Linked DNA regions of Mus musculus: all the other regions are linked to region 3. Evidence: chromatin contacts called from ENCODE POLR2A ChIA-PET data. All regions are on one chromosome and are shown on one strand. The core of a region is the stretch at or near the end of the contact, and the rest is flanking DNA. Distances in the headings are between cores, read along the strand shown. Region 1 holds the start of Sema6c (sema domain, transmembrane domain (TM), and cytoplasmic domain, (semaphorin) 6C). Region 2 holds the start of Mllt11 (myeloid/lymphoid or mixed-lineage leukemia; translocated to, 11). Region 3 holds the start of 4930481B07Rik (a long non-coding RNA gene).

The links. ChIA-PET counts read pairs that join two places held with the same protein, here RNA polymerase II (POLR2A).
Region 1: POLR2A ChIA-PET joins it to region 3 with 17 read pairs in embryonic stem cell. The contact joins the promoter of Sema6c here to the promoter of 4930481B07Rik in region 3. POLR2A ChIA-PET finds 5 or more read pairs at or near these places in 3 of 5 experiments (Patski and embryonic stem cell).
Region 2: POLR2A ChIA-PET joins it to region 3 with 18 read pairs in embryonic stem cell. The contact joins the promoter of Mllt11 here to the promoter of 4930481B07Rik in region 3. POLR2A ChIA-PET finds 5 or more read pairs at or near these places in 3 of 5 experiments (Patski and embryonic stem cell).

Annotation. Positions count from the first base shown.
Region 1 is chr3:95,160,859-95,165,609 of GRCm38, forward strand. Sema6c (sema domain, transmembrane domain (TM), and cytoplasmic domain, (semaphorin) 6C) reads left to right here and starts at 3,481. Exons shown (of 17, transcript NM_011351.2): 1 at 3,481-3,655. The coding sequence starts at 3,535.
Region 2 is chr3:95,225,900-95,230,863 of GRCm38, forward strand. It overlaps Mllt11 (myeloid/lymphoid or mixed-lineage leukemia; translocated to, 11), which reads right to left and starts at 2,778. Exons shown (of 2, transcript NM_019914.4): 1 at 2,185-2,778. Cdc42se1 (CDC42 small effector 1) reads left to right here and starts at 2,525. Exons shown (of 5, transcript NM_172395.3): 1 at 2,525-2,966. Gm16740 (predicted gene, 16740) reads left to right here. Exons shown (of 4, transcript NR_108026.1): 4 at 624-759.
Region 3 is chr3:95,013,757-95,018,722 of GRCm38, forward strand. 4930481B07Rik (a long non-coding RNA gene) reads left to right here and starts at 1,773. Exons shown (of 2, transcript XR_003954670.1): 1 at 1,773-2,521; 2 at 2,885-4,966. It overlaps Zfp687 (zinc finger protein 687), which reads right to left and starts at 1,701. Exons shown (of 9, transcript NM_001357863.1): 1 at 1,564-1,701.

The sequences.
Region 1 (4,751 bases), core at 2,231-4,730, 150 kb after region 3:
GCTGCACTGATGGGCGTAGGGTGTAGGCTTCTTTTCCGACTGGTCGTAGTCGCGTCCCGTAAGATTGGGGGTCATGGAAGGAAGGGGTGGGCTTTTTTTTTTTTTTTTTTTTGAGGCGCGCACAATGCAGAGGGTGGGAAGCCCAGCACCTTGCCTCTCCCTCGGGAAACTGAGGCTCCAAGACCTATGGAGAAGTAGACCTCTACACCCCTGCGGGGACTGGGAGGGGGACAAGTCCTTCTGGACATCGGTGTCGGGGTTGCTTCCCTGTCCTTGTGCAGGCTGGAGTCTGAGCACTCCTAGGGGGAGGGGTCGGCTTGGGCGAAGAGTCCAGGAGCCGGGCCAGGGAGAAGCATCGTTCCCCGCGCTCACCTCCACGCTTCACCTCATTCCGCCCTGGGCTTTGTTAGACTGGTCTCCCACGGAGGAGAGCGGGCCTGGCGACAGCATCCTAGTTCACCTACCCACTCCGCGCGGGCCTAGGGCCCGCCCTCGGCTATTCCAGCCTCTAGTCCTGTTTCCCTAGTCTGGGAGACCCGCCTCCGTCCCCCAAACCCAGATCTCATTCCCACTTGATCTGCGCCTGCAGGCCCCTCCAGCCCCTCCTCCCGCTAACGTGGCTCTGGGACCCGGTCCCGGCCCAGACGCTGCTACCCGCCCCTCCTCGGAGCCCCGGATCCAGTGAAGGGGAGACACGTCGAGCCCCTGGCCCCAGGCCCGTCTCAAGCTAGGCGCACGGGAAGCTCCAGACACCTGGTTTATCCACGTTGGGGGTGGGTGGGAGGGAGGATAAGTACAAAGCCTGGGACGGAGAGAGAAGGTTAGGGTAAAAGGATTTTGAGGCTCGGTGCACCTCCTGAGCCTCCTGAGGAAGGTGGGCAGGGGTGGGCAACCATGTCTATGACTTCCTGCTATTGTCCCCGGCCTGCCTCCCTATTCCTTCCCCTGCTCCTCTAGACACCGACTATGACCTCGGCCACTCCCCAGAGGTGGCTGTCTGGCTAAGAGGAAAGAAGGGGGGCTGGCTGTTTCATCTTTCTATCAAGGGGAGGACCTAAAAGGAGAAAGAATGGCCAGGTCTCTCCTTGGGATTTCTCCAGGTCACAGCATGCCTGTCCCCAGGCCAGGGATTGGATGGGAGCCACCCAGATGTTGCTCCCCCAAACAGCTTATGGGAAGCCCTCTTAAAGATGTATCATACTCGAGTCTAGTGGGCCAAGGAAAAGGCCAACCGAGTGTTTTTAGAGGCTGGTCTAACCCCGCTGAAAGTGAGCATGTGTTGGGGGGTCCTTAGTGTGAGAGATTAGGTAGGAGGGAAGCACTGTTTGCTCTCTGAGGAAATAAGGGGGTGAGGGTACTTGCTATCAGAGCATTTGCTTGGAAATGAAGAGCATGCAAATTAGATGCAAATTAGCCTCTATTGTCCCTAGCTAGGGAGCTTTTGCAGGAGGCTGTTGGAGTCTGAAGGTTTTAACATGGGAGTGGTCATCAGGCCCCACAACTCCCAGACAACCCTTTCCCCAACACTAGTCCTGCAGTTCCAGGAGTTTCTGGCTAAAGGCCAAAAGCTACCCTCATATCTTCCGGTGCGAAGCTGCCCTCATTTTGTAACCAAACAAAATGCACTCCCCTTAGCATCTCCCCAACACTGGCTTCAACAGCTTTTCCCAGGATTTGCACATTGACTTTTAAAGGATGTGGTGAGGGAGATGTGATTTAGTCTTTTCCCTTCTTCTTTTGTCCCTTCCTCCCTTAGATCAGAGGGCTCCTATCCCTCTTCATCCCCACAGGACCCACCACCCCAGGTAAGGAAAGGCTACAACTCCTAAGCACAGGGGATAGAGGCAGGCTCTGCCAGAGGCCAGGAAGAGGGTCCCGCTGTTCTCCCCACTTGCCAGAGACCAAAGTTGTTTCCAGGGTGAAGAGAGCAGTTGCCCAGGGCAACTTGAGGGCTGGTAGGAGAGCATAGGAGGCAAGCTGTGTCCCTTTCTCTTCTGGGAGTACCAACACCCGGAAACATAGGTTGGGAGAGGGAGAAAGACTTGGCCTTTCAAGGGAGGGGTCCTTAGGTAGCTAAGGGCTCTGCCTCTGGGGAAGGGGGGGGGTCATCATTAGGTGTTTCTACCCTGCCCCTTCCTCCAGCTCTCTTGGGGCTCCACCTGACGTCAACCTTCCCACCAGTGACGCTAGATTGGGCTTGGGTGGACACTTGGGTCCTGGCTTCCAGAGTGAAATTATTGGAGAGATGGACGAGGGCTTGCCTTGTAGGCCCAGAGTCTACTCTAGAAGACTTGGAATGGACAACTAAGGCTTGTTGTGATCTATCACAAAAGAAAGGACTCCTAGCTCCCTGACCTGATTAATGGAGTCTTTTCAGCACCTCACTTCAATCCCAAGGGAAGGCAGGAAGCTGGTACGCACCTCCTGCAGTGGGTCTAGTCAGGGTCAGCTGGCTGGGGGAGGCTGCTGGGTGGGAAGGAGACATGTCTCACCGTCCCTTTCACCATATCCATCTTTTCTTGGACTTTGGGCTACAATTGCCTGTCATTGAATTATTTATATTTCAATTTCAGAGGCAGCCTGATGAGGGAAGAAGGGGAGAGCGGGGCACGTTCAGCCATTTCTTCTCACCCGTCCTTTCTATCCTTCGTTCAGCATAGGGGGTGGGTCTGCTCTTCTCCCCACGATGAGAGCATGCATTGGTTCTTAGGAGCCAGGGAGGCAACAGGGGGCTCCGGGCTGGGAGGGGGCCCAGTGGTCGAGGAGACAGCTGCAGCCAGAGCTAAATTTAGCCTCTGATCTGGCTTTGATGCAGATTCATTTTTGGCTAAGACAGCCCCTCCATGCACACCCCATCCCTCCCTGCCCAGCTTCTTCCTCAGCCATGGGAACGGCCCCTGAAGTATGAGCTTCGGCTGGGTCAGTGACCCCCAGGCTGTCTGTCCCTCTCCTTCTGTTCTTTCTCAGCCTTAGACAGGACCATGGCTGCCGCACAGCTGCCTTTGCCTGGGCGCAGTGCCTACAGCACTCCCAGGGTGCTGTGGGGGTCTGTGAGGGGAGGGGAAACAGACTTGGTGCCCTCTTCCTTCTCCAAGTGCCAAGGAGTCACTATTTATAATTTTAAGGCTTAAGTGTCTAATTATAGCTGAGAAGGGGTTAGCACAAGGGGGGCCAGGAGGTGTCACCTACTGAGTGTCCCAGACCTAGGCAGGAGAGAGGAAGAAAGGCTGGGAGGGGCAGAGGATTTGTGCTGTCCTTACCTGGGGTCACACCAGCAGGCAGCACACCAACCAGTTTGGGCCAGTTGGAGAGGGAAGGGCCTTGAGTGACAGACAGTGACAGCTGGCTGGGAGTGAGGCAGAGATGGCTCTTTGCCCCACCCCATAGGGTCTTCTGGGGATAGACCTGGGGAGGAGTCTGCCTGCAACAAGGGTAGAGAGAACTTAGTCCCTTCCCCCCCTTTCTGTCTCCTTACTCCAGGGCCGGCACATGGGTGAGGGGGTACCCCCTGGGGCGTGAGCTGCCCCGCACAGGATGCCCCGTGCCCCCCACTCCATGCCCCTGCTGCTCCTGCTGCTGTTGCTGTCATCGCTCCCCCAAGCCCAGGCTGCCTTTCCCCAGGACCCCACCCCTCTGTTGACCTCTGACCTTCAAGGTGAGTGCTCCACCCACTTTGCCCACTTGGGGGGGGGGGGTGCAAGTAGAGAATGAGAGAGAGGCAAGGAGTGAGGATGTTCCCAGTCTTAGGGAAGCTAAGAGAATGGCCAAGCAAAGGGGAACAAACAGGTGGGATGAGCTGGAACCTCACGCTTCTCATCCCTGGGCATTTCTTCACTCAGAGGTAGTGTTGCTAGGCGGCTAAAGATGTGACCTCTAGCTGAACGTGATGGTTGCATGCTCACAATCCCAGCACTTGGGAGTCTGAGGGAGGAAGACTGCTACAACTCTGAAGACAGCTTGAGCTCTGTAGTGAGTTCCAGGCCAGTTGGCATAACATAGCAAGAGCCTGTCTCAATAGACAGACATAAGGAGTGCAAGGTCTTAGCCACACCAAACCACGGCAGGTATGAAACCCTGCTCATCTGCTCGCTAGATTCGTGTTATCTAACCTTTCTTAGCCTCAGTTTCCACATCAATAAAAGGAAGATAACCATAGTGTTATATCTCGTGGTGTTACTCAGAGATTAAGTGAGGTGACAGATGTAACGCAAATGAGGCACAGTCCTGAGAACACTGTCTGGTCCAGATTAAGCACTTTATGTTTGTGTGTTATTCTTAGCTACAAAGTGGAGTCCTGTGCCAGGCCAGTGGTTCCCAAAACCCTTACTTCTCCTCTGCCTACCAGAGAGCCTAGGTCTCACTATGACAGAAACCATAAATCTACCCTTTCAGAGAAAAATCCTTCACCTGTGCTCTAGATGTTGGATTTATATTTATTTCAGTTGGGCTACTAGGGGTGACTGTTGGGGGACAGATAAGACTAGCAAATACTACATCTGACGCAGATCCCAGCACTCTCTCTGTTAAATCATCTGTGAACCCTGGGTTCCCTCATCAACACCAATACCTGAAGCTTTTATGCCCAGAACAGGTAGACAATGGAGTTGGTCACAATGGCGAAGTGTTGAAAGTCTTGAGGGGGATTCGAAGAGGGGTAGGAGAAGCAGGTGCTTTAATTATGTATGAGTGTGTGTGTGTGTGTGTGTGTGTGTGTGTGTGTGTGTGTGTGTGTAGGAGCTGTTGTATGACAA
Region 2 (4,964 bases), core at 1,528-4,027, 210 kb after region 3:
CGGGTCCTCAGCCTTGAGCAGTACTGAGCCATCTCCCCAGCCCCAGCCTGGTACCCTCAGCAATCCTGTCTTAGCTTCCTAGCAGCTGGGATTATAGACATGTACCACCACGCCCCAGGAAGAATTTTGAGGCTGGTACAGTGGCACACTCCTTTAATTCCAGCACTTGGGAAGCAGAGGCAGGCAGAGGCAGATCTCTGAGTTCCAAGCCAACCAGAGTCACACAGTGAGAGCCTGATTAAAAAAATACATCCGATGTGGTTTTATCTTTGTTTCTCCAACAAGGTCTTGATGTATAGCCTAAGTGCTGTTTTATCTGCCTCTTAGTCCTGGAATCACAGGCATGTACCATAATGTCCAGCTAAGAATTTAGTTCTCAGGCTGGAGAGATGGTCAGCAGTCAGGAGCACTGACTGCTCTTCCAGAGGTCCTGAGTTCAAATCCCAGCTACCACATGGTGGCTCACAACCATCTGTAATGGGATCTGATGCCCTCATCTGGTGTGTCTGAAGACAGCTACAGTGTACTCCCATACATAAAATAAATAATTTAGGAATTTAGTTCTCAAAAAAAGTATTTTCTTATATTCTGTTTACTACTTTTTGTGGTTCTAATCTGAATAGCAGGAGAGCCTTATATGGTGGTGGGATTCCTGTGACCCCAGCATCTGGCAAGTGGCAGCAGGAAGATGAAGAATTTGATGTCAGCCTGGCTACAAGAGACCCTGTCTCAAAAAATAAAGTGAGCAGAGACTAAGCTAGGATTTGAGTTATTGTTGATAAACTGACTTCCTAACAACTGTAACCTAAAAAAAGTTGCCTAAATAATTTATCAGGGATGGACAGAACTATCATCCAATGTAAAAAGCTAGTCCAGTGTGGCAGAGCACAGCTGTAGTCCCAGCACTCAGGCTGAAGCAGGACGACTGTGGGTTCAAAGCCCCCCAAAACCAAACCAAGACCATGAACGAATATAAAACAAAAACAATTTAAAAGAAAATGTGTGAGATATTAAAAGGCTGAAAATCTCTAGCTATACCATTGACCTATCGACATGTACAGAGAGACTCAAATTTGTCCCAGAAAACAGACATAAAGGCATATGTGGCATTAAAATAAAAAAGACCGGCTGCTCTTCAGCTATCGTCCCCTTTCTTTCCCTAAATGCTCTTCACCCATCATTTTATCTATTTTTGCTTATCCTAAGGGCTCTGGATGGTGAAAATTGACATATTTGCTCAGTAAATGCCACCCAGTTATTTTATGCAGAGTAACTTCTAAATTTTCATTGTCTATTCTTAGAGATAAAATGATTAGTAGATACACACATTTAAAAGATACACTTTCTTTAAACTACCTGGACACACCCAAATACCCTTTGTCCAGATCCCCCCAAGAGCATTCAAGGCCTAATCCACAGGGCCTTGCTGTGTCATGCTGCCACCATGCAGTCTAAGGAGGGATGGTGGTGGATGAAAATGGAGGCTTCCTGGTATTTCTCATGTTGCTCTAGGATTTTCCTATTAGCCACAATCCTCCCCTTTTTCTAGGAGGAGCTGCAAAGACAAATCTGCTGTCATAAGTAGTTCCTGTGAGCTACACTGATTGCAGCATGCCATCGGGCAATCCCACAATGGCTCCCACCTGTCCCACCTAAAGCCTCTTTGGAGCAAAAATCTGAGATAGGGAGGAGATTGTTAAAGGTTCCAATCACTCTCAATAGCATCTCATGTTTAAAAAAAAAAAAAAGTACCCTACTCCCCAAACCTCCCTACAAGAGACAGAAAATCGAGGGGGATAGAAATACAAGGGAGTAGAGGCTACAATAATTACAGTAGGAATAAAGATTCACCAAATAACTGGTAGCAGAAATTATAGCTTGAAAAGGAAGATATAGATAACTAGACACTAGACAGAAGCCATTAGATGCACAGGGCAAAAATTATAGGAAAATGAATACATGAAATGAAGAGCTAAATGCCGAGAGATGATTACAGGTAAAGTGCTAGAAATGAATGCCTAGGTCCATGGTAAGGCATGGATGGAGATCTTAACAGATAAAAAATCTGGTAACGAATAGTAACCCATTGTTCATAGCGCCCCCTTCTCTCCTCTTAAACTGCCCCCCACCTCGGTCTCACACGGGGTCTTTCAAGCTTAAGAAGCGGTCCCTCGTCTTGGTTACCTGTTAGCAATGAATGACTAGGGTGTTCCGAAGACGGAAGGGATGCCTCAGGGGCTCGGGGGTCGGCTCTGGACTGGAGAGGAGGAGGCTGCTGAAGGAAGCTGTCGCGGATGTGACGGCTTTGTCTCCTCACGCCTTCTCCCTCGTCTGTGACAGAATCTGCCGCTGGGTCTCCCCTGCAATGCAGCCCCTCCTAGCAAGGGCGGAAGCACTCCCCGCCCCCTCTCTGCCTGACTCGGCTAATTCGAGGGATAGGTTCCGGAACACGCTATCCACCGTAGAGCCTCTCCGTCGGCTCGCACCGCACCCCCACCTCTCCAAGTACCCTCGTGCTGACTGGAGCGCATGGCTGAGCAGTTAATTGTCCTCTAACTTAGATGTATGGGTTAAAAAGTCTTCCGGTTAAACAACAGAATGGCCCTCCTTTCCCACTGTAAGGACTAAAGGGGACTTTGGGAGACTCAGAAAGGGCCCCAGCGCATCGTCCTCTCAGCGCCTGCAGCAGGTGGACAGACTAGCACAGACAGTTGGGGTGCCGCGGTTGTCCCCGAGCGCGGTGCTTGCCGCTGTCCCCGCGGGCCACGCCGTGCGCCCCGAAGCTGGGCGGAGCGCTGCGCTCCGCTCTCAGCCCCTGGGTTTCGTAATCGCGTCGCCGGCGTTTCCGCCCTCCGCCAGCCCCACCTCTGCCGGCCCGCCCTCAACTCCCCGCCGTGCCGAGAAGCAGCCAGGGGACCCGGAGTGGCGGAGCCCCCGCCCGCAGTGGGGACGCCGGGGAGCCGCAGGTAAGAGCGCCGGGCGAGCCGGGCTGCGCGCGGGCGGCGGGGAGGGGAGGGCAGGGCAGCGGGGAGGTCGCGATCACAGTACACGCGCGGGCGGCGCAAGCCACGGAGAGGCAGGGAAGCGGCGACTGCAGCGTGGGGCCGGGTGGAAGGTGCGAAGCGACAGGGGCTCCTCGCCGGCCCTCTAACCTGAGAGATCTGCTGTGCTAGAGAATCCGAAGTGGTGCTGGGCCCCGGAAGGTCTAAGCCAGAGTGAAGCAGCCACGGAGAACATTGACAGAGCCAGTACAATTCATCGAAGTTCCCATCCTGGGTCGCAGTGGGTGGGGGACGGAGCTGGAGTCTGACGGAGAATATTGGGGGAGGGGAAGAAATTAGGATCTCCTTCTGTTAACTTTTAAGTATCCCCAGCCCTTCCCTGGGGTTAGGGCAGGGTTGGTGCTCGGACAAATATCTGTAACTTGTTTGAAAATGGGGCCCATTCCTCTCTTGGGAGTCCCTCAGCAGCCCGCTATGTTTGGAGGGTCTCCACACAGGGACCAGCTGCATCCCCGGGCTTATAGCCAGAATTTGCCCACACGATTCTCAAGTCTCTTTCTCTCCAGCTGCTTCTTGCTTCTTGTGAAGGCTTGTCAGACAGCGGGTTGGAGAGGGAGGCCTTGGGGCCGGAGGCAGCGGGACCGGGAGAACCGGTTTGGGGCTACCACAGGCTCGGGGAACTACCTGTGTACATCCTTCCTCCCCACCTCTCTCCTGCTCGCCCCTCTACAGCTCTGAAGTGTGTAAGGCCCACCGGGACGATGACGGTGGTTTAGGGTTTGTCATTTCAAGTTCTGGGTTTCTGGTGGAAGTGAGAGGGGCCCTCCTGTCAAGGATGTGGCTTTCTGCGCTTTTGTCCCTGATCCCTCCTGGCTTCCTTTTTACTGTGGGGATGAAGTAGTGGGCCATGGATTCAGCATCCCACCCTCCCCAGCTAGCCAGCTCAGGCTTTATTTGTTCCCAGCCCATTCGTTGGCTGCTTTGAAGAGGAGTGACAGCCAAAGCTTAGTACTTCCTTTTCTGGCTTTGTTCCTCCTCCCCCCCCCCCCACCCCACCCCACCCCACCCCCAACTCCCGCACTACCACAGTGACCCTGGCTGGTCTTCACACTCTGACACGGGCCTCCAAGTTTCAGAGACCCTAATGTCCTAAGGGAATGGAATTTCCTGGTCACTTCTCATCATCATTGGTGGTTTCACGCCAAGTCCCACACACACTTTCCCTCCACCCAGCTTGGTCAGGTCCCTGGAAGAGAAACAGAACTGTCCTTGTTCCCTCCTCGGCCCCCTTTCCTCTCCCTCCTCCTTCCCGCTTCCAGCATCGGCCACCCCTGACCACGCCGCCGGCTCGGCTCGCTTGGGGCAGGGTGGAGGACGTTGGTAGAGCCCTGCCTCAGTCTGGACTATCTGGTAGTGTTAGGGGTTTCCTCTGATTCTTTATTGTTTTCTCCATTTCCCCCAAGCCTTACCACCTGCCACCATCTTGATGAGCCTTGTGACTGACTTTCCCACTGACCAAGCCTCCCCTCTCAGGGCAGCTGTGCTCTGGACTTCAGTCTCATTACTCCTCCCTTCCAGGGGTGGGAAAGGAAGTGAAAGAGAGTCCAGACTCTTGGGTTCTTTCCTACCCTAGAAGCCTTATTCCACTGTTTGAGTGATCTCATCTCAAGGCTGCTACAAAACAACAAAGAAAAATGTCCAAAAAACAAATTGAACTCGGTTTTTTGTTGGTTTTTTTTTTTTTTTTTGGTCTGTCTAGGCTACTGGAAGGCTAGGCTTCCAGCCTCAAGCCTGGAGGGAAAGGTCCATTCTTATTCATGCTAATGTTTAATATTCATGAGCTGTGCTACCTCCCAGAGCTGGTCTGTACTATAGGAGAGGGAAGTGCAGTTCACACAAGGAAACTCAGCTGGGCCGTAACCCCTGGCAGCAGTGAAAGGGGAGAAAGTTCTTCCTTGGACA
Region 3 (4,966 bases), core at 523-3,022:
CATAGGGACAAATTCGCTCCCCTTTATACATTCCCTGCCCAGGATGCAAGCCATTTCCCAGGGCCAATTCTCTCACCTCTTTCCAGCCTTCAGACTGTAACTGGAGATAGTCCCAGCAGGTGGCGGCTGGCATTGCCCGGACCAAGGTGGGGGTGGGGGACAAGGGTACCAACTAGAGGAAGAAAGGGTAGTCCTCCTTGTACATTACCCCTCTATTTAATTCTGCACATTCTGGGTTTGAACAAAGCCCTTAGTTTTAACCCAGATGAATCGCTAGGTCCCTCTTCAATTCAGCTCTCCCGGGTCGGGAAGCCTGGGCTACCTTCCCACTCAAGCTCCCAGCAGGGTGGGTCGGTGGAGTACAAACCAATGGGGACTAAGAAAACACCTGCGAACCTACCTCTCCCAACCACCTCCCTCTGGCGTGCAAGTGACTTGGAGGTCATCCGATAGCCACCTGGAGCAGACAGTGGGCCAAACACAGAGGCTTAAGGCCAATGAAGATCCTCCACTCAGCCGCCAGGCCTGTGGAGCTGCCATCTCCCTACCTACTTTCCCCCTCTGTTCTTCAAAAGCAAAGGGGGCTTAACAAGAAAAGGGTGAACAGACACCGGTAGGGTGGGGGCTCCATTGCCCTTTGCCCAAGGCCTACAGCGCAGAGCAAAAGGAAGGGGCCAGAGCACGGCCAGGGGCGATTAGGTTGCGGCCAAGCTGGGCAGCGGGCGGCATTTAAGTCCCTGCCATCTGCCAGGGACTGGCGCGGAAAGTAAGTCCGGGGTTTCGGGTAGGGGACAAGAAGTACATTTAAAAACTAAAGGGTAAACTGAGGCGAGTGGTGCTTCTTTCACTTTCACCGGCTAAGAACTCAAGGGAGGGCCTCGGTGAGGCCAGGCCCTTAGGATCTGCGGCGCTGCACATTGGGGGCCAGGACTCCCCGGCAGTGGGGAGTGGCGCGAGGGGAGTGGAGACACAAGAGGGGGCGGTCCCTGCGTGATTCTAAGCTCTGCAGCCAGGTCAGTCCAGACTCGAACCTGGTCCCCTTCATCTCTGCGCGCCGGGCAGCTTGCCCTGTCTCTGACCCCCAGAGGCTCTCCCCAGACCCGAGTGACTGCAAGGAGCTCGCCAGGATCGAGGCGCTAGCCTGAGTCCTGCCTGGGTCCGGACGCTGACCAGCACCCGGTCGGGATGCAGGCTCCTCTCCTGCTGGGCCCAATTCCCCCGCCCCCACCGCCCGGCACGGACACCATTTTAGGTCGCGACATCCCGCAGCCTCGAGTCCCCCGGCCGCACTCTGACTGCCTCTCAGTCTAAGAGCGCCAGGACTTAGGGGTCCAGGAACCCCCTCCCACGTTACCAGGCTAGGGGGCCGTGCTTCCAGCAAACTGGAGTTCCCACCGGTGGTCCTCGAAGAAGAAGGCGGCGACCCGGCCAGGCCAGCAGCCGCCCCAGGGGGCGGCGGCACGGAGAAGGGGGTAGTTGACCAAGTGGGGGAGGGGCAGGGGTATTTACCCGCCCCCCCGGGGGGCGGAGCCAGGGGCGGGTATTTGCCGCGAGCGTGCTTACTTGTTCCGATCCTGGTGCGGGCTGAGACCCTACGGCCTCCTCCCGGTTCCAGCCGCCACCGCCGCTACCGCCGCCGCCGCCCTCCCCGCGGCCGCCGCTACTTCCTGCTTCTCTCCGCTTCGGCCTCCCCTCTCCCTCAGCTCCCTCCGTGCTCCTAGTCCGGGCTGCCCGCTTTCATACTCGCCATTGGCTAATGGACCTGTCATTCAACTGTGAGCCCCACCCAGTCCCGTATGGGATTGGCCCTCCATACCCCGCTCGGAACTGGCCCCTCATAGTCTTCTCATCACTATTGGACAAAGGGCCTGGGCCCTGTGGAGAAGGTTCTCCCCATTGGCTGCTCCGGAGTCCACCTGCCCTGTCTGAGCAGCCCGAAAGCCATTGGCCGCCGCCGCTGTCGCTTAGCAAGAAGCCAGCCTTAGTCTTCGCTTTGGGTTGCGAGGGGTGACTAGCTAGCTCAGAAGCGTAGCCATCCTCTCTCCATTGGTCGCTCGAAGCTGGACACTGTGCCTCACATCTACAAACTTAGGAACTCTAGCTGTATGGCGGCGCGTCTAGGGGAACCTCGTCGGCTCCGTGTGGAACCTGGGTGTTTTAAGTGTTCGTGCCGTTTCCTCAGGCTAAGCCGCGCTCGAACGGATGCGGTGCTGGGGGTCACAAAATGAGGTGCCACCCCCAAACATTACGTCATCGGGGTGACCATTGCCTGGGGTTCCTCGCAGTCTAAACTGCTTTATAATCCGGATGGATGCGGTTCTGGCGTCCGCCTGCCTCTGGGCGTACGCACCACGCACGGCCCCTCCCTCTGCGGGAGAGCTGGACAGACTTTGGGATTCCGAGTGTAAAAGAAACCGGAACCACCGAGACCTGAGACCTGGGACACGCTGCGACCGGAAGTGGGGGAGGTGACGTTGGGAAGTGCTGGCGTGGCCTGGGCCACAACCAAGGAGAGCTTAAGGTAGTATGCTGATAGGCTTCTTACGCGAGAGAAGGAGGGAGCCCAGATCTATTTCCCATTTAAGAGAGCTCCCTTTTCTCCGCCCCTGACGGGAGCTGGCATTACTGTTCCCGTTGAGCTTTCCCGCGCTTTGCTGCCCCGCCCCTTGGAGGTGGGAAAAGGGGCGGAGTCGCCAGGGAGACGAATTGCCTTGACACTCACCCACCTGCGCTGGCTCAGGTTTTTGCTGGATCCATCTGCAGGCCCAGTGTGCCACCTGGCGCGCTCTCTACCCTGGCCCCGCGCCGCCGCCGCCCACCGCGACCGCAGCCGTTTCAAATGACAAGGGTTTTTAAATTTCTGTTTTATTTTCACTTTTTGCAGTGTTCGGAGTGGAACCTAGTGCTTCACCCAGTCCAAGCAAGCAGCCCACCGACATAGCAGCTTGGCGAGTGTTTTTGTTTTGTTTTGGCGATACTGATTATTGGACGTTGGGAGTCGCACACGCTTGGCAGGTGCACTCGTAACACTGAAGCTACTCTATACCCTATCACTTTTTGGGACAGGGTTTCCACTAAGTTGTCCTGCCTGCCTAGTAACTAGGGCTACACTGTTGCGCCATCAGGCCCAGGTTTGGGTAAAGCTTTTAAAAGAAGGCTCTGTTACCTCCCCTTGGACTCCCATAGCAGTGGATCCAAAAAATTCAGGCTTATGTATGGGAGGAATCTTGGAACCACTACATTCCACATGATGACATCAGACAAATCGTTCTACCTCCCTAAACCTATTGTCTCATGAATAAAATGGTAACTATAATATCCACCTGCCAAGATTATTTTTGTGAGCATGAAAAGCTTAGAAGGCAGAGTGCTATTTATATAGCGATAGCAAACAACGGGATAAATGCAGCCCCTACCTTTGCCTCATCTGCCATATTTCTCAGAGGTGCTGCAGCTCACAGAACTCTTTCTGAATAACGAGAGTTCTTTACTGGAGAGCTGAGGCTGTGGCTCCGTTGGTAGATTATATTTTACAAACTTGGGTTCGGGTTTTATGCTCATAATCCCAGCACTTGGAAGGTGGCGGCAGGAGTACCAAGTTCAAAGCTACTTTTGGCTCCATAGGGAGTCTGATTTCCACCCGGAATACATGAAACTCTTGAGTCCAACAAGGGAGAAAAAACCCTACTGAATATATTCCATTCCCATATTTTCCTCTGGGTCTTTCTATAGGTTTAATAATTACTATTCATATACATGTATTGTGATTAGAGCTTTATGTTCTCATTAATCCTTACAACTCTAGAGGAAAGTATTAGTATGGTCATTTTATAGAGAAGGAAACAAGCACAGGCAGGCTAGATTAACTGATTTACACAAAGTCAGAAGCAATGAAGTTAAAATTTTGAGAATTCAAAAGAGTAAGTGGTGAATTACAGATTCCCTTGCCAAGAGAATTCTGTATAGAAATTTGTTCTTCAATTAGATGTACTAGTCATTTGTTTAAGAAATATTTTTCAAACTAGATGTAGTGGAAGAAATCTTGTAATCCTAACACCTGGGAGGTGGAGGCAGAAGGAGCAAGAGTTCAAGGCCAGTCTCAGGTACATAGCAAGTTCCAAACTGTACTAGTTACTTTTCTATTGCTGTGGTAAAAACACCATGACTGTGGCAACTTAGAGAGGGTTTACTTGGGCTTACAGTTCCAGTGGGTGGCAGGCTTCTACATTTTTTTTAAGATTGATTTATTTATTTTATGTATATGGGTACACTATAGCTGTACAAATGGTTGTGAGCCTTCATGTGGTTGTTGGGAATTGAATTTTAGGACTTCTGCTCGCTCCGGTCAACTCCGCTTGCTCAGTCCCTGCTCGCTCCGGCCCAAAGATTTATTATTATATATAAGTAGACTGTAGCTGTCTTCTGACACACCTGAAGAGGGCATCAGGTCTCGTTATGGGTGGTTGTGAGCTACCATGTGGTTGCTGGGATTTGAACTCAGGACCTTCGGAAAGTAGTCAGTGCTCTTAACCACTGAGCCATCTCGCCAGCCCAGAGAGCTCACATCTTGAACTGAAAGCAAAAAGCAGGGAGGAAACTGGGAAAGGTGTGAGTCTTTAAACCTCAAAGCCTACCCTGGTGACATACGTCATCTAGCAAGAACACACTTCCTTAGCCTCCTAAACATTTCCATCAGTTGGATTCAAGTGCCTAAGGCTATGGGGGATAATTCATTCAAACCACCACACAGACCAGCCTATGCAAGTGAGACACCCTGACCAAATGAGGGGAGTGTGAGGAAAAATATTTTAATTCAGGTAATATTTAATAAGCACCATCTGTGATTTAAGCACTATTTTTGGCTGGGAAAAATTTCAAACCAGGGACATTTTTAAATTCAAAAACTAAATTTCAAAGCAGGGAAGGACAAGAAGAAGCATGTGAGGGTTGTAGCTGTACATAGGAT